Linked DNA regions of Homo sapiens: all the other regions are linked to region 2. A link is a loop called in an ENCODE intact Hi-C map of the cell type or tissue named here. Cell type or tissue: dorsolateral prefrontal cortex. All regions are shown on one strand. Region 1 overlaps KCNAB1 (potassium voltage-gated channel subfamily A regulatory beta subunit 1). Region 2 overlaps KCNAB1 (potassium voltage-gated channel subfamily A regulatory beta subunit 1). Region 3 has its middle 110 kb from the start of KCNAB1. Region 4 overlaps KCNAB1 (potassium voltage-gated channel subfamily A regulatory beta subunit 1). Region 5 overlaps KCNAB1 (potassium voltage-gated channel subfamily A regulatory beta subunit 1). Region 6 has its middle 100 kb from the start of KCNAB1.

The links. Peaks named below come from ENCODE experiments on the same cell type or tissue, not always from the same donor. Only the 100,000 strongest peaks of a DNase experiment are listed, where the experiment ranks them.
Region 1: a loop joins it to region 2, with 2.5 times the contacts of the local background. A loop is called at or near these places in 34 of 110 quality-filtered maps.
Region 3: a loop joins it to region 2, with 2.7 times the contacts of the local background. A loop is called at or near these places in 9 of 110 quality-filtered maps.
Region 4: a loop joins it to region 2, with 2.8 times the contacts of the local background. A loop is called at or near these places in 6 of 110 quality-filtered maps.
Region 5: a loop joins it to region 2, with 3 times the contacts of the local background. A loop is called at or near these places in 97 of 110 quality-filtered maps.
Region 6: a loop joins it to region 2, with 3 times the contacts of the local background. A loop is called at or near these places in 10 of 110 quality-filtered maps.

Annotation. Positions count from the first base shown.
Region 1 is chr3:156,381,043-156,385,042 of GRCh38, reverse strand. All of the region lies in intron 1 of KCNAB1 (potassium voltage-gated channel subfamily A regulatory beta subunit 1), which reads right to left. Among named protein-coding and RNA genes, the nearest start is that of KCNAB1-AS1, 64 kb to the left of the region's middle. In dorsolateral prefrontal cortex, a CTCF peak has its summit at 2,380 (motif pointing right); a DNase peak (open chromatin) is centred at 1,182; H3K27ac peaks cover 1,049 bases.
Region 2 is chr3:156,148,599-156,152,598 of GRCh38, reverse strand. All of the region lies in intron 1 of KCNAB1 (potassium voltage-gated channel subfamily A regulatory beta subunit 1), which reads right to left. Among named protein-coding and RNA genes, the nearest start is that of KCNAB1, 30 kb to the right of the region's middle. In dorsolateral prefrontal cortex, CTCF peaks have their summits at 611, 1,740 and 1,940; DNase peaks (open chromatin) are centred at 578 and 1,938; H3K27ac peaks cover 3,003 bases.
Region 3 is chr3:156,009,033-156,013,032 of GRCh38, reverse strand. No RefSeq gene overlaps it. Among named protein-coding and RNA genes, the nearest start is that of KCNAB1, 110 kb to the left of the region's middle. In dorsolateral prefrontal cortex, CTCF peaks have their summits at 1,800 and 2,003 (motif pointing left); a DNase peak (open chromatin) is centred at 1,992; H3K27me3 peaks cover 539 bases.
Region 4 is chr3:156,473,100-156,477,099 of GRCh38, reverse strand. It overlaps KCNAB1 (potassium voltage-gated channel subfamily A regulatory beta subunit 1), which reads right to left. Exons shown (of 14, transcript NM_172160.3): 8 at 2,280-2,366. Among named protein-coding and RNA genes, the nearest start is that of KCNAB1-AS1, 28 kb to the right of the region's middle. In dorsolateral prefrontal cortex, CTCF peaks have their summits at 1,890 and 2,339 (motif pointing right); a DNase peak (open chromatin) is centred at 2,342.
Region 5 is chr3:156,507,608-156,511,607 of GRCh38, reverse strand. All of the region lies in intron 8 of KCNAB1 (potassium voltage-gated channel subfamily A regulatory beta subunit 1), which reads right to left. Among named protein-coding and RNA genes, the nearest start is that of SSR3, 46 kb to the left of the region's middle. In dorsolateral prefrontal cortex, CTCF peaks have their summits at 1,491 and 1,697 (motif pointing right); no DNase peak of the experiment used is centred here.
Region 6 is chr3:156,015,219-156,019,218 of GRCh38, reverse strand. No RefSeq gene overlaps it. Among named protein-coding and RNA genes, the nearest start is that of KCNAB1, 100 kb to the left of the region's middle. In dorsolateral prefrontal cortex, no CTCF peak of the experiment used is centred here; no DNase peak of the experiment used is centred here; H3K27ac peaks cover 1,180 bases.

The DNA.
Region 1 (4,000 bases), 230 kb before region 2:
ATGAGGAGGTTGGTTAGGAGAAAAGTCCAATCCAAACAATTTTATTCTTACTCTTTCTTGTTTTCTTTTCCTTCCCATGGGGCCAGCTGTTGGAAAGGTACTGAAGTAGAAAAAATGATATTCATTGCCTTTACCCTCCTTCCCATGCTTTTTCACCTTCCAGGTGCCCCTACCCCTTCAGGTGCCCTCCTTCTCCTGCCAGAAGAACAAAACCTCTCTGAGGAATCCATTCCAAGGGAGTTTTCACAGAATGGAAGTTTTCTGAGGAGGACCCAACTTCATCTAAAAGAAGAAATAGTACAAGTTCTGATGCGGTTCCTGTGCCAGTGTGAATATATGAAACAAGAAGCCTATCCCAGCACATCTTCAACTATATTCCCTGGCACCTAATGACTGCCTACCACATGAACCATCCCTGCCTCTAGAAAGGTCCTTATTTCCCTTCCTTTCTTTCTACTCATATCTCATGTTCTCATTTCTTCCTAATTTGGTCTCCCTAGAAATAGACTTTTTTTGCTTTTGCACTCCATTTTCCTTTGGTACATTTCTCCAAGAGCAAGTTGTTTCTAGAACAACCTTTGGTCTGAGACCCAGGACTTTTTGAGAGCTAAAGGAGGGAAGAGAGTGATGAAGAAAGGGAAAATCGGGCTTTTCAGCAAATCATTCTTTACTATCGGGCTACTAGGCTGCAGAGTAGAAGGACATTCAGGCAAAGAGTTCACTCAGAAGTATTTTCTGAAAGTTGAATATACTCTCCTTAGTCACTTCATAATATCTTGTAAAAAGACGGTGGTGAAGCAAATGCTGTATCAGCTTTAGCCACTCTGGGTTTCACCATTTTCCAACAAGCTGCCATTCAGTTGTCCATTATCCATTTTTAGCAAAAGGGCAGTGAACTTATTTAATTGCAGAATAAAAAGTGCCTAATTTTATACAACCCTTTAATCTGACTCTTCAAGTAGGATACAGACCAGCCTCCAACATTTAATGTTTCCTGAATCAAATCTACTCTGGGGCTCACCCACCCTGAAAACAACCACCCAAGTACTAAACACCCTTCAAATGACATCTTGTCTAGCTGTCAGAACAGAAAAACTCAAAGCAGGCCTGATGGTGACAGACTGTAGCATCCCTGCCAGCGTCTGGAAACCTGGATGCCGTCAAGTGGCAGAGCTGCGAGGCTCAAAACCAGCTCAGGGGCGAAAAACGCTGTTGGAAACCACCCATCTCTGCCGATGCCTATCAAGCTGGCAAAAGAATCAAGCTGAGAATAATTTTTTTCTTTTTGGCTAGCATATTGAAATCTGTAAACCTCTTTCTGCAGAACAGAAGCTGTTGAGGTTTTATTTTTTTCTGACTTGAGCCAGAGCACATGGGAAGAGCTTGAAACCTAACTTTGCCAAGTATCAGGGTGGGGTGAGGAGAATTTATCTTCACAGTGATGTTATTAGAAAGAAACAAAATGGCCTGTAGGGTGACCAACTGTCCCAGTTTGCCCAGAACTGAGGAATTCCTAGGATGCCAGACTTTCAGTGCAAAACTGGGATAATTCTGGGCAAATCAGGATGGGTATTTATCCTAAGAGTGGATTGAAGTGGCCTAAATTACAGTGCTAAGGAGTTTAGGCCTCATACAAAAGGGTTTCCAGGCAAGCAAAATTTTAAGGGACCATCTTCACCCAGGATGAAAACCCCTGAAGCAGATTACCCATTCATTTATATACAAATTCTAGTGGCAGGAAATGTTGAATTGTTAAAAGTAGAAATAGAAATTCCAGCTGCCAAGTTGGCTTTCAGGCCAACTTGAATTGACCCTTGGGAATGTACCTACTCCTTGCTCCCAACTATATAGCTGCTCTCTCTGAGAGCTCTGCCCTGCCCCCATCCCCAATCTAATCTCTTCACACTGCCTATTTTGCAAGAGCAGCTCTCAGAAAGACCTGACAAGGGCTTTTCCCATCGGATGGCCAGTAAGCATCTTACCAGAAGTTAATAGCTAATAACCTGTTTACAGAACCAACAAAGTTCAGACGTAGAAAGCACCCGAAAGATCATCTAGCCCGAGTTTGTCAAAGCCTGGCATCAGGCTGACTGTGTACAAATCACCAGAGGATGGTTATCAGTCAGTCTAAGCTAGGTTAGGCTGCGCTAACAAGCTCCACACCTCAGCGACATGTAACAAGCCCTCAGGCTTCTTTTTCATTGCAGGTAGGCAGGGTGCTCTGCTTATGGTGGTCACTTGGAGATCCCAAAGTGGTTGCTTGCAAAGCCAGAGGGAAAAACAACCTGGGACAGTCTCAGTCTGGCAATTCCATGCTCCAGTCAGGAAGAGACACTTGCCCCTTCTACTTCCCACTCAGTGGCCAGAACTGTTCCCATGGCCCCACCTCACCACAAGGGGGCCACAAAATGCAACTCTACTTGGTTCCCAGAAGCTAGTGGGACAAAAAATAGTCGGTAAATGGCACCAACCAGTATCACAAAAAGACTAGAAAATGCAGGTTCTGTTTGGTTGGTTGGTTGGTTTTTTTGTTTGTTTTTTGTTTTCGTTTGTTTGTTTTGAGACGGAGTTTCTCTCTTGTTGCCCAGGCTGGAGTGCAATGGTGTGATCTTGGCTCACTGCAACCTCCACCTCCTGGGTTCAAGAGATTCTCCTACCTCAGCCTCCTGAGTAGCTGGGATTACAGGCATGCACCACCATGCCCAGCTAATTTTGTATTTTTAGTAGAGATGCGTTTCTCCATGTTGGTCAGGCTGGTCCCAAACTCCCGACCTCAGGTGATACACCCGCCTCAGCCTCCCAAAGCGCTGGGATTACAGGTGTGAGCCACTCACCCAGCCTGAAAATGCAGGTTCTGGATCTCACTTCTGGAGATTATGATTCAGTAGATCTGGATGGGACCTGGAAATGAATATAGCTTTTAAATTTCCCCAAGATTTTGGAATGGGCAGTGTGTTGGGGAACTTTACAGATGAATTGTGTGGCCCTATTGTACCTAGGGCCACACAGCTCTTCAGGTGAAGTAAAAATGAGGTTAGGTTTCTTGATTCTTGATCCAGTGTTCTTTCAACTTAGCTGCACTGTTCCTTCAAAAGAGTTTGCATTTCATCTTTTTCTTTGCAGCTAAAAGAGTAAATATAATGAAATGTTAAGCATCTGTGCAAGGCTAATGTGGCAGTTGAGTCTTGGGAACCTTTCACGTGTCAAATGACTGGATAGGTATTACCAGTTTTACCCAGGTCTCATCTTTTCCAGGGGCCACAGGATATGGAGGTGAGCAGAGAAGGAACTAGGTAGTAGTAGTGTGTTAGAACCACTTCCCTGTGTTTCCTGCCTGCTGAAACAGCTCCATTTTCCACAAGATCCTTTCCTCATTTTGTGTTTCTGGCCCAGCTTATAATTGCCTTCCAGCTTTCAAAATGTCCACTGATTTAGTTCAGTGAGAAGTTCTGTAAATTTCCCTGAAGAGCCTATTAAAGAAACTTGTGATAAGGCTCTTGCTGACTGTGTTCACTTGGAAGACACCCATGTTAGAACATCTGCTTGTGGGCAAGGAGACCCCAGCCTTGGTGAAGGAGTGAATGCTCTATTCTCTCTACACTGGAGGCTTCACTTCCTTTACCACATGGCCCTGGCTCACTTCCTAATCTCCTCATTATCACCAGAATCCCCTCAGTATCCTCTACTGGGACTCTTCTCTAAAACTGCTACACACTTTGGAGGATCTCATGCTGTTCCCTCAGCCAAAAATGTTCTTTCTCCTTTTGCAGAAATGTCCATCCTTTAACCGGCCAGTTCAGATATCACCACCTATCTGCAAAATTCCCTAATCCCAAGACTCAGCTTTAAATACTCCATACTCCTTCATCTGTGGTCTAATGGCTCTTTGGGCGCTTTTTTGGTTTGTTTTTTAGTGTTATTTTCAATTGAGAAATGCCAATTCTATATGTTTTTGGGACCCAATATGATGCTTTGATATACGCTTACAGTGTGGAATGAT
Region 2 (4,000 bases):
GAGGAATATCATGAAGGAGAAAATGACAGAAGACAATTGGGTCAAAATCCATTGTCTAAAAATGTTCCATCTAGCCCATTGAGAACCTGCATCTTTCTGAAAGCTCCCACCCCTCCCACAGTGGGTTCACCAGAAGCTAAGGCCAGAATCCATACTCCCGTCACTCTGAATCCAGCTGGTATCAGGCCTCTCCTTCGGCTGCCACTTCAGCCTCTTGGGATGGTTTCCTAACCCAGCTCATTTATGGGCACCTGACTTAGGGGCTAGACAATCCTGAGGTAACCGTGTCTGTGGTCCATCAGTGCTCAGAGGGCCTTACCCCTCTTAACGCCTGGTGACTCCCTTTTAACACACCTACCACTAACACCCACCCTCAGGGGATGTGCTGAGCACAGGGACACAGGGGACCGGATTTATGTAGGCTAATAAGGTCAGCAGGCCTATGAGATCCCTCAGCTTTGGGCCTAAAGTTCCAGAAGAAAACGTGGTAACCCTCGCTGGGTAGCTGTGGGAGACACAGTCGTTGTCAGGGACACGGTAACAATATCCAGGAGACCTTCCTGCAGGCATAACAATTGTGTGGCACCACAGCGCCACCTCCCAACCCAAGGCGGACTTGCAATTAGTCATAGTCTTTCCTTTGACCTCCTTCCTATACTAAAATTAATTTCTCCTGAACTGTTCCAGATTGAAGGAGACCTAAAAGATATGACAACAAAATATTGCCATCCAATACTGATCCTGTACAACTGGAGTAAAAAAATGCCACAAAGAGCATTATTGTGTCAGCTGACAAAATTAGAATACAATGGTAGATTAAAATATCATATTTATGTAAATTTTACCAAAGTTGTTAATTGTATTGGGGATAAGAAAATATCATAACTATTAAGAGATACTGAGGACTAAAAAGCCATGATGTGTGCAACTTAGTTTTAAAAAGCTTGGAAAAATAAATGGAGAGGTGGGTTGTAAGGAGTGAGCATGTGAGAGCATGAACAAAAGTTAAAGCAAATGGGGCAAAATGTTAACAATATGTTAAGGAATAAATAGCCCAGATGTGTTCTTTATATTATTTTAGCAACTTTTCCTTATGTTTGAAATTATTTTCAGATAAAAATTTTAAAATAGTTCTGGCCTTAAGTACTAGACAGTTTGTCTAAAAATAACCTGTACTCCCATCATTAGGGATTCATTTCTTTGGATGATATATTTTGCAGACACTCTATTAAAAAGCATCTATATTTTAAAACTTAGGGAGAATTAGTTGGTAACTAGATAAGGAGAGGAAGAGGAATCACTGGATGGGAGGCACTCGCTCTAAGTGTGGAGAGGTGACACGTGATATGTGAAAACAAACAGTGGGTACAGAGGAGGGCCATCTCCTAACTTGGTGATGAGCCAGGCCCACAAGACCATGGTTCTGAGAGCATTGACAGGCTTTGATATGGCCTTCTCCCGTGCAGTCCAGATAGCACACACGTTCCAGTCTGCTCCATCTTAACTGTGTAACAAGGTGCCTGCACCTGAGGTGGGGCTGACACCAACAGAATATTCTCTGAAAGATGGTAGGGGATGAGATGTCTACTTTTCCTTTCTTCACCAGCCATGCCCAGAGGTCTGTGGTGTAGCTCAGAACCCCCTACGCTAGAAAACTCCCAGACATAGAAAATTTGCTCTATAAAATATCTAACTGGGTTAGGTTATAATAACATAGGCTTGCCATGGAATCTAGGCTTCTCAGAACCTTAGGAATATGCTGGTCTTACCTTTTTAATTTTTTTCTCACTATATAAAATTTCCCATTGTCATAATCAAGGTAAATACATAGATTCAAATTTAAGTTCGAGTCTAGGACTGTCTGAATAAAGTTTTCTGCTAGCAGCGTTTCAGGCAACAGAAGAGCTTCCTTTTCTTTATGAAATAGCACATCCCAGTGGCACTCAAAGGCACTGCAGGGAAATTCAGGAATTGTTTTTCTCTTGGGTGAAAACATCTTTGGCCTACAGTTACTCCTCGGTCATGAAAATCAGATTTCAAAATGCTCACTTTTTTTCAGACGAAACCGCTGTCAACAACTTGTATATAAGAAAGCACGGATCCCTGTAACCCAGTATTGTTCTCAAGCCCTGAATTTCCAGTATTTTCGTCATGCTGCATAAACAAAGCAACTTTTATCCTGGAAAACCCCAAGTGGAAATTTCAAAACAGATTGAATATCTGCCCCTCTCAACAATATTTCAAACCCAAGCAGCACTCGTCTCTCACTCTTGCTTAAATTCTAAGCATTTTCTATCTAAACTGACACTTTGAAAACATACTTATTTTAGAATTTCTATTCCATTCAATAGGAAATAACACGTTCTGTTTGTTTTGAATAAGCCCCTTTCACTACGCCTCCACAGCCCTTCACCAGCAGCCTATTCAGGTTTCAAGTAATCACATACGTCCTGAGCCTGAGCCATCTTGGTGTCATCTACTTTCCTCCAGAAATATTGATGCAAGGAGAAAAACAGCTAGAGAGCTCACAGCAAATAAGCACAGGCCCAGAGACTTACCAAATTAGGTCATCTAAAATAAATCATGTGGACATTTTTTAATACAACCCCCTGCATGAGTAGCATTTTTCTAGGCTATTGATTTTCACAGTCACAGCTCTAGCTATTAATACTTTTCAAGCAGGTCTGAGTGTGCCAAGTGTCTCATGAAAAGGGCAGGTCACAAGAACACATGATGAAAGGGTGTTTTTGGTGGGGTTTGGAGGGTCCTGGGAGGATGAAAGTAAGTGCAATTTAGGAACAAATGTAATTTTCAACTTCCACATATGTCAACCCTGTAATACTATGAAAAGGAGAAAGGGCAAGAGGGATAGTCTTTCCTGGGTATCCACTATATGCCTCTTTGAGAGGATGGCGTTACCCTTTGAAGTAGGGTTTTTCAGCTTCATTTTGTAGATAAGGAAGCAGGGGATGAGAGGAGGGAGGGAAGAGCTTGTCTTTAAATCCTTCTGCTAGAACATCATGTTTGCACTGTGACAGAACCCACAGAGAGGGGTTCAGGTGAAAAATTGTTCCTACTTATCTCTGGAGTCTTTGTTTAATGATCAATGAAAACTCTCATTTATGCCTTCAAATTCTCTGCCCTGACATCTCTGAGAAAAGCTGGTAGCTAAGTGAGGTTTCTCTCTAGTTTTCCTTCCCCTTTTTTTCAATTCCATCCCTCCTGCTTCTATGATAGTCCGTAGTAATGTACCATGCTCGGATACTCGAGCTTTTCTGTTGATCTAGCCTGGAAGCTTCCTTCCTGTTTTCTCTTATTTTAGGTCAGGCTTGGACTATGTCCGGTTTCCTTCTTGGTCTACCATCTAGTAGCTTAGATTAGCGTGGCCACCACTCAGCAAGCACACTCCCCTTTTAACAGAAGTCTCTGAGAACTGATGTCTCCAGTCTAGGGAGATCTTCGGACACTGGGGCAAGCTAATGGGAGAGACACTGCAAGCTGGTGGAAGTTTCAGTCCTTTTCATTTCATTCTGGCTCAAATATTTTTGTTCTAGGCACAATGCCAGGCACTGGAAATGCAGCAGTTGATAAAAGATACCTTCGTATTACATCGTTTGAAGAGTTATTTATTCCCACACTTCCTGAGGCCAAGCTGATTAGGAGCCCATGTGTGAGATAAAAAGAAAGAAAAACAAACACTTTCTGAGTAGATCCTAATAGCAACAGCAAAAAAAAAAAAGAAAGAAAATGAAAAAGCAAGTGATGAAAGGAGGGTGATATGTTCAGAATTGTGCAATATTCTATTTTAGGTGTTTATTTTCTGTCCCTCTATCCTTTATAAATAGACACACACTTCTTTTTGGAAATGCTAAAGATGCCTAAGTGATAGATTACTAGGATTGGTTAAAAAGGAGCTTGAAGCAAGGGAGCACTTAGGTTCCCATGCTAGCAGGCAGTGAGCCAAGCACTTTCACATATGTGACTTTATGGATTTCTTATA
Region 3 (4,000 bases), 140 kb after region 2:
TGTCTATCCTTTTGCCAGTGTTGTGCTGCCTCCATTACTGTAGTTTTGTTGTGATTTTTGAAATCAGGAAATGTAAGTCCTCCAATTTTATTCTTTTTCAAAAGTGTTTAAACAATTCCAGGTCTTTTCCATTTCCATGTGCATTTCAGGATCAGCTTGTCAATTTCTGGAAATCCTCAGCCAGCTTAGGAGTCTGACAGAGATCGTGTTGAATCTGTAGATCAACACAAGTTGATCTACACAAGTTGATCAACACAAGTTTTGGAAGTGTTGCCATCTTAATATTAAGTTTATGTATCAGAAGACTCAGATCATTTGCAAAGGCTCTTCAACTGCCTTAGGTCAAATCCACCCACAATAGGTCTTACAAGGTCCATCTTGATCCAGCCCCTAGTTAAGTAACCAGTTGCCTCTTTGGCAGCACCCCCTCCCATTGCCACCACAAAATACACTATCCGCCATAAACCTGCCTTTGGTTCTTTAAATATGTGATGCTCTCTTTTATCTCCAGGTCTGTCCTCACCCCCATACACTGCACATTCTCTGTGTCAGGGGCTTTCTCCCTTGTGCCCCATCCCTGATTCACTTCTTTTCCTTCATGTCTCAGGTCCCTTTTCACTTTCTCTGAGACTCACATCCTGAGATATGCAGCTCCCCATGGCCTACATGATTTGCCTGCCTTTATTCTTTCATGGTGGACTTTAGTTTATTTGATGGAAAACATCGTTCAAGACTTCAAATTGGTTGAAATGTCTTGATTGAAATGAATATCACTAGTCCCTATTTTAGGCAGTATTAGAAATTTGGGCAGTTTTACAACTATTCTTGTGTCTTTAAACATTTTTATAACTCTTTACAAAATGTTCAGGATTTGGAGAAAATATTTTCCTTCCTTTTTTTCTAGTATTTTCCTCCAATCGGTTGTACCTGTTCATACCTATTGGACCTGTTTATAATGGTTGTTGCAGTTTGAATAATGGCCCCTCAAGGTGTCCATGTCTTCATCTCTGAAACCTGGGAATATGTTATATTCTGTGGCAAAAAGAAAATCTACAGATGTAATTAAGTTAAAGACTTTAAAATGAGGAGATTAACCAGGATTATACAAGTGGGCTCGAAGATGAAATCACAAGTGTCCTTATAGAAGGGAAACAGAGAGAGATACTACAGAGAAGAGAAGAAAATGTGAGGAAAGCAGAGTCTGGGATGTTGGCAGCCTCTCCAAACTGGAAAAGGCACGTAGTTGGATTCTCCCCTCATAGCCTCCATATGAAACTAGTTTTACTGACATCTTGACTTTAGCCGAATGAAACTGATTTCAGAAACTGATCTCCAGAGCTGTAAAAGAATAAATTTGTGTTGCTTTAAGCCAATAAATTTGTGGTAATCTGTTACAGCAGCTAAAGGTAATACAATAGTAATGAGTTGTAAATAACCTAACATCCAACAAAAGGGGCTAGTGGGGATCAACTTGGATATCCAATAACATGCCAGCAGGAAACAACCTATATGCCCACAGGAAGAAACTGGTTATATAGATTCTGATAAGTTTCAGACTAATAGGTGTGGTTTGGTTTTCTTCATCACCCAGGCTGGAATGCAGTGCCGCAATCTAGGCTCACTGCAACCTCCATCTCTCGGGTTCAAGTGATTCTCGTGCCTCAGCCTCCTGAGTAGCTGGAATTACAGGCATGTGCCACCACGCCCAACTAATTTTTGTATTTTTATTAGAGACAGGGTTTCACCATGTTGGCCAGGCTGGTCTCGAACTCTTGACCTCAAGCGATCCTCCTGGCTTGGCTTCCCAAAGTGCTGGGATTACAGGCATGAGCCACAGCACCCGGCCAACAGTAACCTACTTCTAAAAACAAATGGACTGATATAAAAAAAAATTGTGCACCTTAAATATATACAATTAAAAGCAAAACAAAACAAAAAACAAATGGACCTGCGTGACCCTTAGGCACTTAGTGAATTCTGCCCAGTGCAACACTGCCATCCAGTGTCAGGCATCACAGCAATGAACTCAGCAAGAAATTTCCTTGAGCTTTGAGCAGGTGTCACTCAGAAATTTCTTGCCACATTTTCCTCTTCACTGGAAATCCCCAGTGGAGTAGGGGAGCTACTGGTGATTCTCTTTATCTTTGATTCTTAGAGATAGATGGGGATCTCGGATATCTGTACCTCCCATGGGCAGGTCACTAAATAGAAAAGTCATCTAAGTCACTAAGGAGCTTTGTGACCTTGATCATATTGCTAAACTTTTCTGAGCTCCAGCTTCTTCATGTGTAAAGTATAAATAATAGTGAAGTATTTTTACTGCACATGGTTTTTGTAAGGGTTGCTGAACAATGAGACACTTATACTGTGGAATATAAGATACTTTTATTCTAATAGTACTGTTATCATTGCTACTAATGTTATTGTTAATTGGTATATTTTGAACTCACAGTTGGAGATGCTGATGTGGATAAATAATCTAAGCACATGGAAAGCTATGTTTATGGTTTTATGAACCACCACATATCATTCCCTTAAAATCCAAGATGTGTAACTCAACATTTTATTGCAGATTGCCTCATTTTCCAATTATTTTACTTAGTTTTACTGATTCTCACCATCTAAGTGATCATTTCTAGGCAAGAACTTTGTCTTATGGCACATAAATATAGTAGTAGAGGTTATTATATAGTATTTATAGTACATACAAAAGCTATAAAAATGGGAACCAGTGATTAGAAATACTCATTTTCAACCAATTTACAAGATGGAAATGTTCTCAAAAACATTGTGGAACAAATAGTACAGGAGAAGCTGGATGCATATAAATTAGAAATTAAGAAATCATAGAATCCACTCAGGCTCTTAAAAACTCCAGATCCTTTCCTTGTATTTTCTTATCGTTCCTTTCATTGCTTAAGTTTCTTTTATTGATCTTTCTCCTTTATTATTATAAAAACAATGAAGCCTTTGGCTCACTGAAGATGAAATAAACAAATAAAAAGAAGCTTAAGTTTCTTTTATTGATCTTTCTCCTTTATTATTATAAAAACAATGAAGCCTTTGGCTCACTGAAGATGAAATAAACAAATAAAAAGAATAGCATAAAGAATACTGATTGTCCTATCCACTTATAGCCTCTCAGATCTTTTTTTAATGCGTTAAGAAAACCAGGTTGGGTGTGATGGGTTGCTCACAACTTGAATCCAGGAGGCAGAGGTTGCATGAGCTGAGATCGTGCCATTGCACTCCAGCATGGGCAACAGAGTGAAACTCTGTCTCAAAAAAAAAAAAGGTAGGTTACTGCTCAACTTGCCAGAAGTGACTTACAATATTTGTGTTAAACACTATTATGATGTGGCAGAATAAGAATTTGTAATAATTCCAAAGTGCACTAAATGCAACTTTATTTTCTACAATTGTCCCCATCTTGCTGCAGCTGGCTCTGACTACAGTCCTGCTGATGATCATCAAGGTACAGTTGAAATGGTGTTGGGGAGTGTATTCGTCTGTTTTCACACTGCTATAAAGAAATACCTGAGACTGGGTAATTTATAAAGTAAAGAGGCTTAATTGACTCACAGTTCCACATGGCTGTGGAGGCCTCAGGAAACTTACTAACACAACCATGGGGGAATGCTAAGGGGAAGCAAGCACCTTCTTCACAAGATGGCAGAAGAGAGAAGAACAGGGGAAACTGCCACTTATAAAACCATCAGATCTCATGAGAGCTCCTACTCACTATCATGAGAACAGCATACGGGAAACCGCCCCCATGATCCAATCACCTACCTCCCTTGACACGTGGGGCATAGTTGGAGATGAGATTTGAGTGGGGACACAGAGCCAAACCATATCAAGGAGGAACACTTGATTCTGCTAAAGAAGGGTAACAGCATCTCTTTCTAAATACTGTCTTCAGATAAAGAGTCAATGTAATTCAGATTTATACTCTTCATAACAGTGGTTTCTCTCCTCTTAAGGAACTTCCCCGTCCAAT
Region 4 (4,000 bases), 320 kb before region 2:
CTCCTAATTGAGGATTTCCTCCTTCTTCTATAAATATAATGCAAATTATGTTTTCTGTTTGAGAGACTCCTACAATATATTCCTAAAATTAAAGGTAGGGGTAAGATGGGAACAAAATTCTTAAAAATCTCAGATGTTCTGCTATCCTGTACATGGTATAACTGCAAAGAACACTGTCTAAAAGAGGAAAATAGTCACTAGGCACTTAAAATGTGAAGCAATTCCAGTCTTTCATAGACCCCACTAAATGGCATTTTACTTGACACTATTGCAGACTAAATAACTTTAGTGCTCTGTTTTAATGTGTCATTAAGAATTGACTGGAACATTTCTACACTGCTGGTGGGAACGTAAACTAGTACAGCCACTATGGAAAACAGTGTGAATATTCCTTAAAGAACACGCGTGTTTACAGCAGCACAATTCACAATTGCAAAATCATGGAACCAACCCAAATGCCCATCAATCAACGAGTGGATAAAGAAACTGTGAGATATATATATATGTGTGTGTGTATATATGTGTGTGTGTGTGTATATGTGTGTGTGTGTGCGTGTGTGTGTGTGTGTGTGTGTGTATATATATATATATGATGGAATACTACTCAGCCATAAAAAGGAATGAATTAACAGCATTTGCAGTGACCTGGATGAGACTGGAGACTATTATTCTAAGTGAAGTAACCCAGGAATGGGAAACCAAACGTTGTGTGTTCTCACCGATATGTGAGAACTAAGCTATGAGGACACAAAGACATAAGCATGCTACAGTGGACTTTGGGGACTTGGGGGGAAGAGTGGGAGAGGAGTGAGGGATAAGACTACAAATATGGTGCAGTGTATTCTGCTCTAGTGATAAGTGCACCAAAATCTTACAAATCACCGCTAAAGCACTTACTCATGTAACCAACTACCACCTGTACCCCAATAACTTATGGAAAAATAAGATAAAAAATAAAAAAAAGAGTTGAATAACGTCATATTATCCTTGCAATAAATACTTCTTATACTAATAAAATGCTTATGATTTGCTTTCTCAAACACCTAATCTTTGCTTTGACAAAAAATATGCAGTTTTATGTCATTTCCATGGAAAATTTCCCACGCTGATACTGCTTTATAATAAACTCCTAATTTTACCCGGATTCAAGAAAGAAGAAAACTGTAGGAGAAAGTTAGTTATAAGACTATATATATTTTACATTTCTCTGTAGTTGAGAATGAGACAAATGGCAAGGAAAATAATTTCCATAACTTTTTTATGGTCAGAAATACAACCCAGAAAAATTTATAATATGTCAATCATTTATACTTTTCCATTACTATAACCCTTCTATAACCCTATAACAAGAACCACTCTTTACAGAGCCTGATTTATTACAAGATCCTGCCTTTTGAATCATCAAGGACAAAGTTACCTTCAATGTAATCTCATGTGAATCAAACTATTCTAATTATTTTAAAAGTGGTAATCCACATCATACTGTTCAAATAACCAGAATATTCATTTTTGCTCTTTTTCTCAAATATCTTCATTCTCAATCACCTCAGGTAAGTGATAATCCATATGATTTTAAACTTCAGTTAACTGGAACATTCTTTTTAATTCATCCTCAGCCTCTCAAACTATCTTCTGTCTCAAACATCCTAGCAAGTTCTGTAAATAAATGTAAATCGAAGAAAATCTGGTTTTAGAAACATTCTGAAAGCTTCCACAGGGAGAAGCTTAAACTGTGGTCCTCAAACAGTTATAACAGAAGGGGGATAAAATGTTGCAGCTCCTTGAGACTCAACAATCAAACTGCAATGATATCTTATTTTGAAGCAGTCACTGCTGTGGAATCCCTGCTGGTGGCACCACTGAGCATTGCTACCACAGACTGGAAACTAATCAGACTTAGAGCCATTATAAAATAGGAAGACCCTCAAAGGATTTACTGTGACGCGATGATGGCTGAGTTATAAAGCCCCTTTCCAATTAACTTTATTGTTTTAGTTGATGAAATCACAAAAGTGAAATGAACCTGGAAAAGGTGAGCACTGTAACCAGCGGGAGCCACGAGCCCAATGCCTTCAACTGCTTTAAAAGAAGAAGACGCAGCACGCAGAGCATTGGTTTTGGGGTTAAACGCTGAGGCCAAAAGGCATCAGTCAGAAACATTTTTATTTTTCACATTCAGTTTGATCAGTCTGAATACAATTCATTTCCTGCTGTGAGCAGAATAAGCCCTCAAACTGAATCAAGATTTCTAGAGTATTTTATTAGCTTTCTTAACTTACCTTCCATGGGAGTGTTACTGTCCGGTCGATTTGCAAAGACCACATCCACATACTCGAGCTGCAGCCTCTGGAGGGAGCCCTTCAATCCTGGGAGCAGAAGCAGGAAACAAACCCCAAAATCTAAATATGAGCACTATTCAGAGTTGAAGTTTGGTTTCTTTCAAGAATTTGCTTTAAAAAAATAGAATTGGAATAGTTTCAAAAATGCGTTGAATACAATGATTGTTAATTGACTCTAGAACGTTTTAAAAATATATGAAAGGCTGACTTCCCCCAATAAAAAAAGTCTTAGAGCTTTTTCAGGAATATTATCACTCTCACAGGAAAATATACACTTAGGAATGACCTTCACAGTGACTTGTATGTGGCAATATCCAGAAGCAAAATTTAGAATAAAAAGCAGCTTCTTTCCAACAGTTAGTGTTTTTCTTCTTGAACAATGCAAATTAATATTTATGTATTTTGGATCACTTAATAGGCTTATAGTGAGCTAGAGGTACATTTATTACACATAAAACTCATTAAAATGGTTTAAATCAGAAATAAATGACTGCCCCAACCCCATCTTAATGTAAATGTTGGTTTTAATAGTAATATAAAGGGGTTAGCAAATGAAGCCTTTGCTCAACATTTTACTAATTGGAACAAAGTTTAAGGAACATAAAATATAGCTGAGCTCTACCATTTCTATTATTCTCTGTTTTGGGGGAAGAAACAAAAACACTGGACGCTAATGCTATAAAGACTGAAGACGTAATATGAAGGAGAGAATAAGAACTTAAAAAGGGAGTCAGGAACCAACCGCCTATGTTTCAGCCCTAACCATTTGGTCACATTTCTATGAATACTCAGAAAAAAATTAATTTTAGTAAAATTAATGCTTCCCTGAAATAGAATGTATTGTATATAATATTATGCAACCAAAAGGATGACAGTGTTCGAGAATCATGTTACCCTATTTCCATGGGGCACAGCATTTAGCATTCTCTTATCAGCCTCTTTAATTCCTCAGGGAGACCAGAGGCTTTAGTCTCTTTATTATAGGCATAAAATTAATTGCATGTTAAATGAGGCTCTTATAAATTTAAATTTGGTTCATTTAAATTTGATTTTTCATACTGGTTTATCAGCCAGCCACAATTACTTTTCTGACAGGAAAATGGAGTGCTTGAATATTGTTCTGGAAATATTTTCCATCCATTGAGAAAGGATTGTCTGTGATGGTAGCTTGTTAAAAGCTTTGATGAAGAGATTAGGGCAGACAGATGTTATGAGGTCTAATGCCTTCTCCTATAAACCTTCTGTGATGCTCAGGCACAGGGTATCACCAGCTATCTCAAGAAACAGTGTGAAATTAAATTAACATGAAAAAGTATCATGATATGAGCCACTTTTGGGGACAGTTGTATGCAGGGAGGAGGTAAGGAAAGGACAGGAATACTAAGTAAACAAATAACAGGGTATCACAAGGTTTGAAAGGTCGGAAATCTGCACTCTAGCATGCTAGGGACCCCACTTGGGTTCTCTGACCTTTCTTTGAGACTCAATTCTCTAGTCTGCAGTGGGCCTAACAATACTGACACCTTCAGAATTGCTGCTCCTGGGAGAGCTGTGTAACATAGTCTACAGAACCAGAATGTGAAATTATACCATGGTGTTCGCATCTGGAAAGTTTCAGGGGGAAGACAGCAGAAGACCAAATGCCAAAAATTTTCACTAGA
Region 5 (4,000 bases), 360 kb before region 2:
ATGTTGAAGGCAGAATCCACAATACTTACAGATGGACTGAGTGTGGTCAGGGAAAGGGAGGAATTAAAGCTGTTTCCCAGATATCTGGCTGTTTACAGAGATAAGGGAGACTGAAGGAAGAACAGGTTTGGGAGAAAAATCGAGGGTTCTTCTTTGGACATGTGAAAAATGGAGATGCATGTGAGATACTAAAAGGGAGATGACGGGCGGGGCACGGTGGCTCACACCTGTAATCCCAGCACTTTGGGAGGCCGAGGCGGGTGGATCACGAGGTCAGGAGATCGAGACCATCCTGGCTAACACGGTGAAACCCCGTCTCTACTAAAAATACAGAAAATTAGCCGGGCGTGGTGGCGGGTGCCTGTAGTCCCAGCTACTCGGGAGGCTGAGGCAAGAGAATGGCATGAACCTGGGAGGTGGAGCTCGCAGTAAGCCGAGATCACGCCACTGCACTCCAGCATGGGGGACAGAGCAAGACTCCGTCTCAAAAAAAATAAAAAATAAAAAATAAAGGGGAGATGTCAAGTGGATATTTAATAGTTGGATAAATACGACAGTGAGCAATCTGGGCCAGAGGTGTATATACATTTATTAGTTACCAGTCTATTGATTATATTTAAATTCATGAAAATGGATGAGCCTTGTAAGGAAAGTCTATAGACAGAAAAGAGAAGAGTTTCTGATGGCCAGCCCAGGGGTTAGAGAGAGGACCCATGCAGGATGCTGGGTAGCCGGCAGCCAAAGGGGCAGGAGGGAAGCCGGCACACAGGGATGTGTCAGACCAAGAGCAGAGGGCACTTCAAGAGGGAGCCATGCCCACAGGGTGGAACGCCATGGACATTTGTGTCAGAACAGCCCCAAACAGTGTCCACTGGATTTGGCCATATGTAGGGAGACCACTGCAGACCATGAGAAAAGCAGCTTCAGTGTCAGTGATGTGATGGGATCAAGCAAGGTTGGAGCCATTGGAAGCCACTCAATGGAAGAATGAGTGGAAGAAGGAGAGGCCTTAAACACAATGCATTCAATAAGTTTGGAAGAGAAATAGGACAGGAGCTGAAGGGATATTCAGGGTCACGGGACATTAAGAGTAAGCCTGTGTGCCATTTGGAGTGACCTAGGAAGAGGGAGTTATTGATGAAATGGCCTCGGGGCTGGGAAGGAAGAGGGAGAGAGACTTGATAAAGGGAGAGGGAGGAGGGACAGAGCCCCTAGAGGTAAGAAGGACACTTTTGTCAAGATGATGGGACCCAGGGAGGTTTGTAGAACCATCATGGGAAGACATGGCAGCACCTGTTTGATGAATTCTAGTCTCAATAAACTGTGAACCAAGTGTAAAAGGAGGCATGAGATGTGTAGCAGAAATGAGAAAAAGGTGAGGAGAGCCTCTGCGAGGCACTCCAATGCCTCAGGTCTTTTTGTTGCTGGTAGTTTTTTCCTCATTGTTTAGTTTTGACTCTGAAGAGAAAAGCTTGGTGGAATTGGGAAAAGGGAACTCTGTGAGTTCTTGTCCTGGAAGGAGGCTGCAACATCAAAAGCAGGGAGAAATTGCAGGAGAACCAAGAGGCTGCAGTTTTGGAGATTCATGTTGCCATGAATTAAAATTTAATTCTATTTCAGAGAAAAATTCGTTTAGCTTACTAATAGGAAACAACCATACTGATGGCCAAGGTGGGTTTTTACATGATTTGAATAATTAAGAACACTAGAGGGCAGCATTGCTGAAAGGAAAAATCAACTGTCTTCTAGATACTGTTAAGTGCATAACATGGAGATGCCTTTTAAAAGCCTCCTAGGCAGAATAACAATTCTGAGTGAGGAAAGGATGTTAGAAAGATAGTTTAGTGCACTGCATCACCTGCCTCTGGGAAAGGAGACTCAGACAAATGTGATTAAACCTGATAACCCAGTACTGAATGTGACTCTCCTGGTCTGGGCTCCTTCCCTAGTTTTCCAGAAGCCTTAATCCCAGTGGTTCTCAACTCCGACTACATATTAGAAACACCTGGAGTGGGGGCTTTACAAACTATCCAGGCCCAGGCTCCACTGAAATTCTATTATATTAGAATCTCTTGGGGGTGAGGCCCCAGCATCGATAATAATTTAAAAACTCATCCCAGATGATGATTCTAGTGTGCAGCCAGGATTTAGAACCAACGTGCTTGTCTACACCAATGGTCTCAGGGTGTAGCTCCTGGACCAGCAGCAGCAGCAGCAGCAGCAGCAGCAGCACCTGGAAACTTGTTACAAATGCAAATCCCAGGGCCTCACCCCAGACTTAGTAAATTACAAAGTCTGCATATGTGTTTTAAGCAGCCTTTCAAGTAATGCTGACACACACTGCTTTATACTATTCCCAAGTAAGCCATTTCAATGGATACAAACGTCTTCCTATATTTCCTCTTTTGCTTTTTTATCTAACCCAAGTGCTTCATGCTATAATCTTTAGTTATTTGCCTTAGTACATAAGCAAACAGATAGCTAGTATGATATCTACTCTCTCTCTCTCTTCCTCTCCCTCTTTCCCCTCCGCCCCACTCCACCACCATGAATCAGAATCGCCTGGGAAATTTGGCAAAAATGCTGAGGTCCAGGTCCTAGCCTCCTTCAGTGAGCCAGGGCCTTTGTATTAGTTTCATTAGCTCTCAATCACAAACTTTTAGAAAAACTGACTAAACTATTGAAAGACTTTGTTAAGTCCTCCCTCTGCGCTCCTTTCCAGGTTGAAATAATCATTATTCTTTAACCTAATGATGCCTCCCCAGCGCTCACCCGCCACAGGCAGCTCTCGTACATACTCCCTGTATCCCTAGCACACAGGTGGCTCCCTATAAATGCTGCAGGTCCACTTTGTTTCCCTGAGTACTCAATTTCCTTCTGTAAAGTGAGAAATGATATGGATGTTGTGAAATTCTTTCAAAGCTTGACGTGGGATAATGGGTGTAGAATAACTTGTGAATTTGAAACAGTAACACAAACTGAAAATGGCCCAGGTTTCTTCTCAAATAGGCCCAGATTCTAACATTTTGGGGACAGTTGTTTCAGTAATGTAGGCCATCAATGTTTTAAAAAATATGCATTTTATGTCAAAGAAATTAATACAACTATTTGTTCTGAGTGAAAACAATTTTGGTTGATCAATATTTTAATTTTCTAAATTGGATCACATGCCAAAAGTGGTAGCTCACATTAAACTTTTTTTCCTGCAAAATGTTCCCTAGAACTTTGAAAGTTGTAAGCAAATAGTTGTACTGCATGAACAATAAGCCATAGGGGTAAAGATAAAAATATGCTTATTAGAAATTAATGTTTTGATCAGATAAAATGTACTCAAATTAATCTGGCCACAGAGATAAAAGCAAAAGATAAAAAAGATAAAAGCAAAAGAAGCCTTAGAGGTAATCCAGTGCAGTTCCTTCTTATTCTAGATGAGGAAACAGGTTAGGAGTGAAGTTTTTAGGCATAATTAAAAGCTTGAATATTATTAACAATTATAAATATTTTAAATATGCTTGCAAAATACTGAGAAAAAACATGCAAAATAATTGTATTATTTAGTGGAATTACATGCAATTTTGTTCTTAATTTTTCACATTTCCAGTAAATATGTTATACTTTTATGTAAAAAAGAAGAATGATTATCTAACAAGCAAAGGCACCACTTTAGACACTAACATATTATATATTTAACCAAATAAAATTGCTATTTTTAGAGCCCCATAATAGTTTAATATTGACAGTATCCTATGGTTCAACCCAGCTGATATCAGATTTTTTTTTTTAAGAGGCAAGGATCAAGATGGAGGCTACAACACTGGTATAATGCAAGAATTTGGTTTCATCAGAGGAGTTGCTGTTAACACTAATAAAAAATAGGCCTAGACCTAGGCACAATTTTTACTTCAGGTCAGCTGTTTGTGATTTATCTACCTTAAGTTGTTTATTTATTTAACTTCAGAAGCTTGTGGTGGTGGTGGTTTATAACTGTACTGCTTTGAAG
Region 6 (4,000 bases), 130 kb after region 2:
AAAAAGGTGACATCAGGCCAACCTCTCTCCTTCAGAGTATAGAAAAAGTTGAGTGGAAAACCATGAGATTTGGAATGGCATACATCATTTTTTGTCTGTGTTCTGCCACTTTCATTAGCGTGGTGGTAGGAAACTTACTTAATTTCTGTGCCTCCCTTCCTGCCTCTGTGACTAGGGGATAATAAACTACCTTAGAAACTTTTGTAAAGCCCGTAAGAGGTCAATGAACATTTTTTGTATGCATCATTTTCTTTAATCTACACTTTAAGGCGAAGTGTTGCCCTCAGCTCACATTGCTGTGTTTGTCACTGGTGAGGCTTATGTCCCTGGGTTTCTTCCTGAGAGCTCCTTCTCCTCCCTTTCTTGCCAGGCCTCTCCTAGAGGTGTCCCCCAGTCTTTCTCCAGGTCAACTCACCATGGATTCCTGGTCCCTCGTCTTGCTCTTTGCGCCTCTCAAACATTTCCCCTCAGAGTATAAATTCACAGAAATATTTTCAGAACACAATCCACCAATATATGAAAAATCTGTATACCCTTTGATCATGTGATTTTACTTCAAAGTATTTATCTCAAGGAAGCAATTAAGATCCACACAAACATGATGTATAAGGATATCGACTACAGTTTGATTTATAATAGTAAAAAGGCAGCAAACTAAATGTACACAATGGGGAATTTTTAAATCAATTATGATTTATTCACGTGATGTAATGCAAAGGAGCCATTTAAATCATATTTTGGACAAATGTTTATGCATTAGGGAAAAGTTCACAATATGCTTTAAGTGAGGATAACCAATTTTAAAAGCAACAAACAAAATGGCATTCTACATTTCTAAAATTTAGCAATATTTTATAGCTGTCTTTCACCTATATGTTTCCATTAAAAGAACTAAAAGAAACCATTGCAAACCAGATGTCAAAAGAAAGGAAAAAAATTACCTTTCCCACTGCCTTAACAAACCAATCATTTTCATGTTTCTGTGTTCGTTTCCAGTTCAAAATGACAGTCATGCAGTGCTTTTCAGTGCTATATTATGTGATTTTAATTTTTCATCTTTACACTTTTCTACATTCCCCATCTGTTCTACAACACAATTATACTCCCCACATATTCACCACGCTGATATTATTAACATTACCAGTCAGCTGGGACCCACCTCCCCTTCCACAGGAAGGTCATCTCCTTCACCTTATCCTCACTGAAGGATTTCCTATTTGTTGTCTAAGTGTAATCTCCACCTGACCTGGGAAATCCCAAAAAAGGGTCTCCCATTACTACTTGCTGGTGAAATCCTAGGCCCATGCTTCAGTCTTCCCATAGCCATCTGCCTTCACAAGTGAGCTAGCAGATGACATAGCCCTGGGCCCTGACTGAGTGACATCACAGTCTGTCAAATGTCTCACAAGTCTCAGTTTTCTAAAGTGTGGATGCTCCACAGGTTCCACCCTCAGGCTTTCAAAATGATGCTGACAAGTCTTAAAGGAAAGACTGATTCCCAGAGGAACCTCTTCAGAATTTGGTTACATCCAAATAAAAGGACACTCTGGGTGATAGACTACACCTCCTTAACAGCCTGAGAATCCCTCTCTTGAGCTGTAAGGGTTTAGTCCATGGCTTTTCTCAGACCTATTTGGAACTATTCCTCCCTCATTTGTGATCTCTCTTTCTTACCAGAAGGCAGCTGTTTCTGAGCAATTCTCTCTTGTTGTCAAGGGCTACCCTTGCACAAAGGCATGTTTATCACCAAAGCTGATTTGTCTTAATCCTCTAGTAAAAAAAGAAAAACTGTGCTCAGGCCTATAAAAAAATCATTAAAATAGATGATTTTATGTTATATTAATAAGAACAAAAAGCTAGCATTTTTACTGCATTTTACATTTTACAAATTGTTTTCACATACTTTATTATTCCTGTAGGTCAGGAACTAAATTCAGTGTTGATGAGGTTTCTGATTTGGGCAGCAGCATCTGGTGTCCAGTGCTTTTGTAATTCCCGGGATGATAGTATATTTTACCAGGGCCATGGTGATTACATCTTCCAAATGTAGTAGGACTCATCAGAGATGAGACAAAGCATAGGAAAAATAACACGCATGCTCTTAGGCAGAAGGTCTTTATTGCATGCACGGTGATGGATAATTCACACCTCGTCACACTCTGTGGCTGGTTTTGTTTTGTTCACTTTACAAATGAAGAATCATGAGCTCACAGATGCAGCATATGTTAAAGTGCAGACACCAAAGCTCATATCCTTTCAGAGGCCTAGGGGTAGACAGAAAGGACATGGCCAAGTCCAAGAGCAGGAATTAGAGGTGTGGCCTTTTCACTGTGTGATCCTCTCTCCATCTCTTGGACCTCGGGCCCCTCATCACCAAGTAGGGAGCTTCAGACTAAACAGCTTTTTTTCTTAAGGGTCCTAACAGAGTCAGCAATGTTATGGTTCTGAGTGAGCAATTCCAGGGCTCAGATTCAATGATAGCTTAATAGTGTGCTGCCAGAGCAAGCAGCAGCAAATTGTTTCATTGACTGTCAAGGTGAAATGGTTTTCTCAATAATACTTTGAACCTAATTACCATTTTCACATGACTCTGACTTCAAGGACCCCTGATCAAGGCAAAAAACACCAGGTGAATGTCGGTGCAAAAGGCCATGGGCGTTTAATCCCATGTGTCCACTCCAAGACTAGGCCTGAGACTACGAGCTGTATGTTTTCACCTCACTCCCCCAGACATGTTTGATCCTTGTGGCTCTCCAAGGACCCTGGTGAAAGTTAGGCTTCCTTCCAGGAACAATAACACATTCTGTCCAGACTTGTCTTCACCTTCAAGCAAAAGAAAACACCTGAGCTCCTAAAGACTCTGGATCCATATTATTAACGAAGGCTAAGAATATTTAAAGGCTGTTATACGGTTTCCAGGAAAAGCTCAAGCCCCAAATCTACTGCAGATAGACACTGCTGAGTGCTTCTGAGAAACTGGGGCATTACAGCCATCCCAGTGCACCTACAGCTGGGTCACAGTCATTTGGTCAGGCACAGTTTGTCAGATGTCATTTGACTTTTATATTTCTCTATGTTACTTGGAATCCTAGGTAATGCTCATGCCATACCAGCAGATGAACAAACACACTAGTCTACTTTGTTTTATTTCCTATGCAGAGCCATCCTACCCAGTCAAGAAATGAACATAACACCTAGTTACATGTATTTAAATTGCTGTTTTTACTTGGCAAAATGTATATTACAGCTGACCCTTAAACAACATGGGTTTGAACTGCATGGATCCACTTTCACGTGGATTTTCTTCTGCCTCTGTCACCCCAAGACAGCAAGACCTCCTCTTCCTCCTCCTCCTCAGCCTACTCAGTGTGACAATGACAAGGATGAAGACCTTTATAATGATTCACTTCAACTTAATACATAGTAAACATATTTTTTCTTCCTTATGATTTTCTTAGTAACATTTTCTTTTCTCTAGCTTACTTTATTGTAAGAATACACTATCTAATATGTATACTAAATATGTGTTCATTGAGTGTTCATGTTATCGGTTAGGCTTCCAGTCAACAGTAGGCTATTAGTAGTTAAGTTTTGGGGGAGTCAAAAGTTATACACAAATTCCCAACTGCACAGGGGAGGGGGTCAACACCCCAACCCCCATGTTGTTCAAGAGTCAACTGTGGTTTTTTAGATGTATGTCTCCAACAGTTAAAAAATGTTTACCTATAATATGAATTTTGTGACATTATGACATTATGGCTTGCCTGTATCTTTATTGCGAGAAGAAAAAAAGACTAAAAATAAATCAACTTTCATAAGTGCGTTGTTATTATGATATTCAAGTTATTCATGAGAGGCCTCGGGGTGTGTAAAAAGTAGGCTTTTGGATTTTTTAACACATCAGTACTAGTCACTTGTTACAGAAGAGCCCCTGTGTGTCTAAACAGAGAAAGCCCTCAATTATAGCAAAGGAGAAAGACACTCAGACACTGCAGGCATA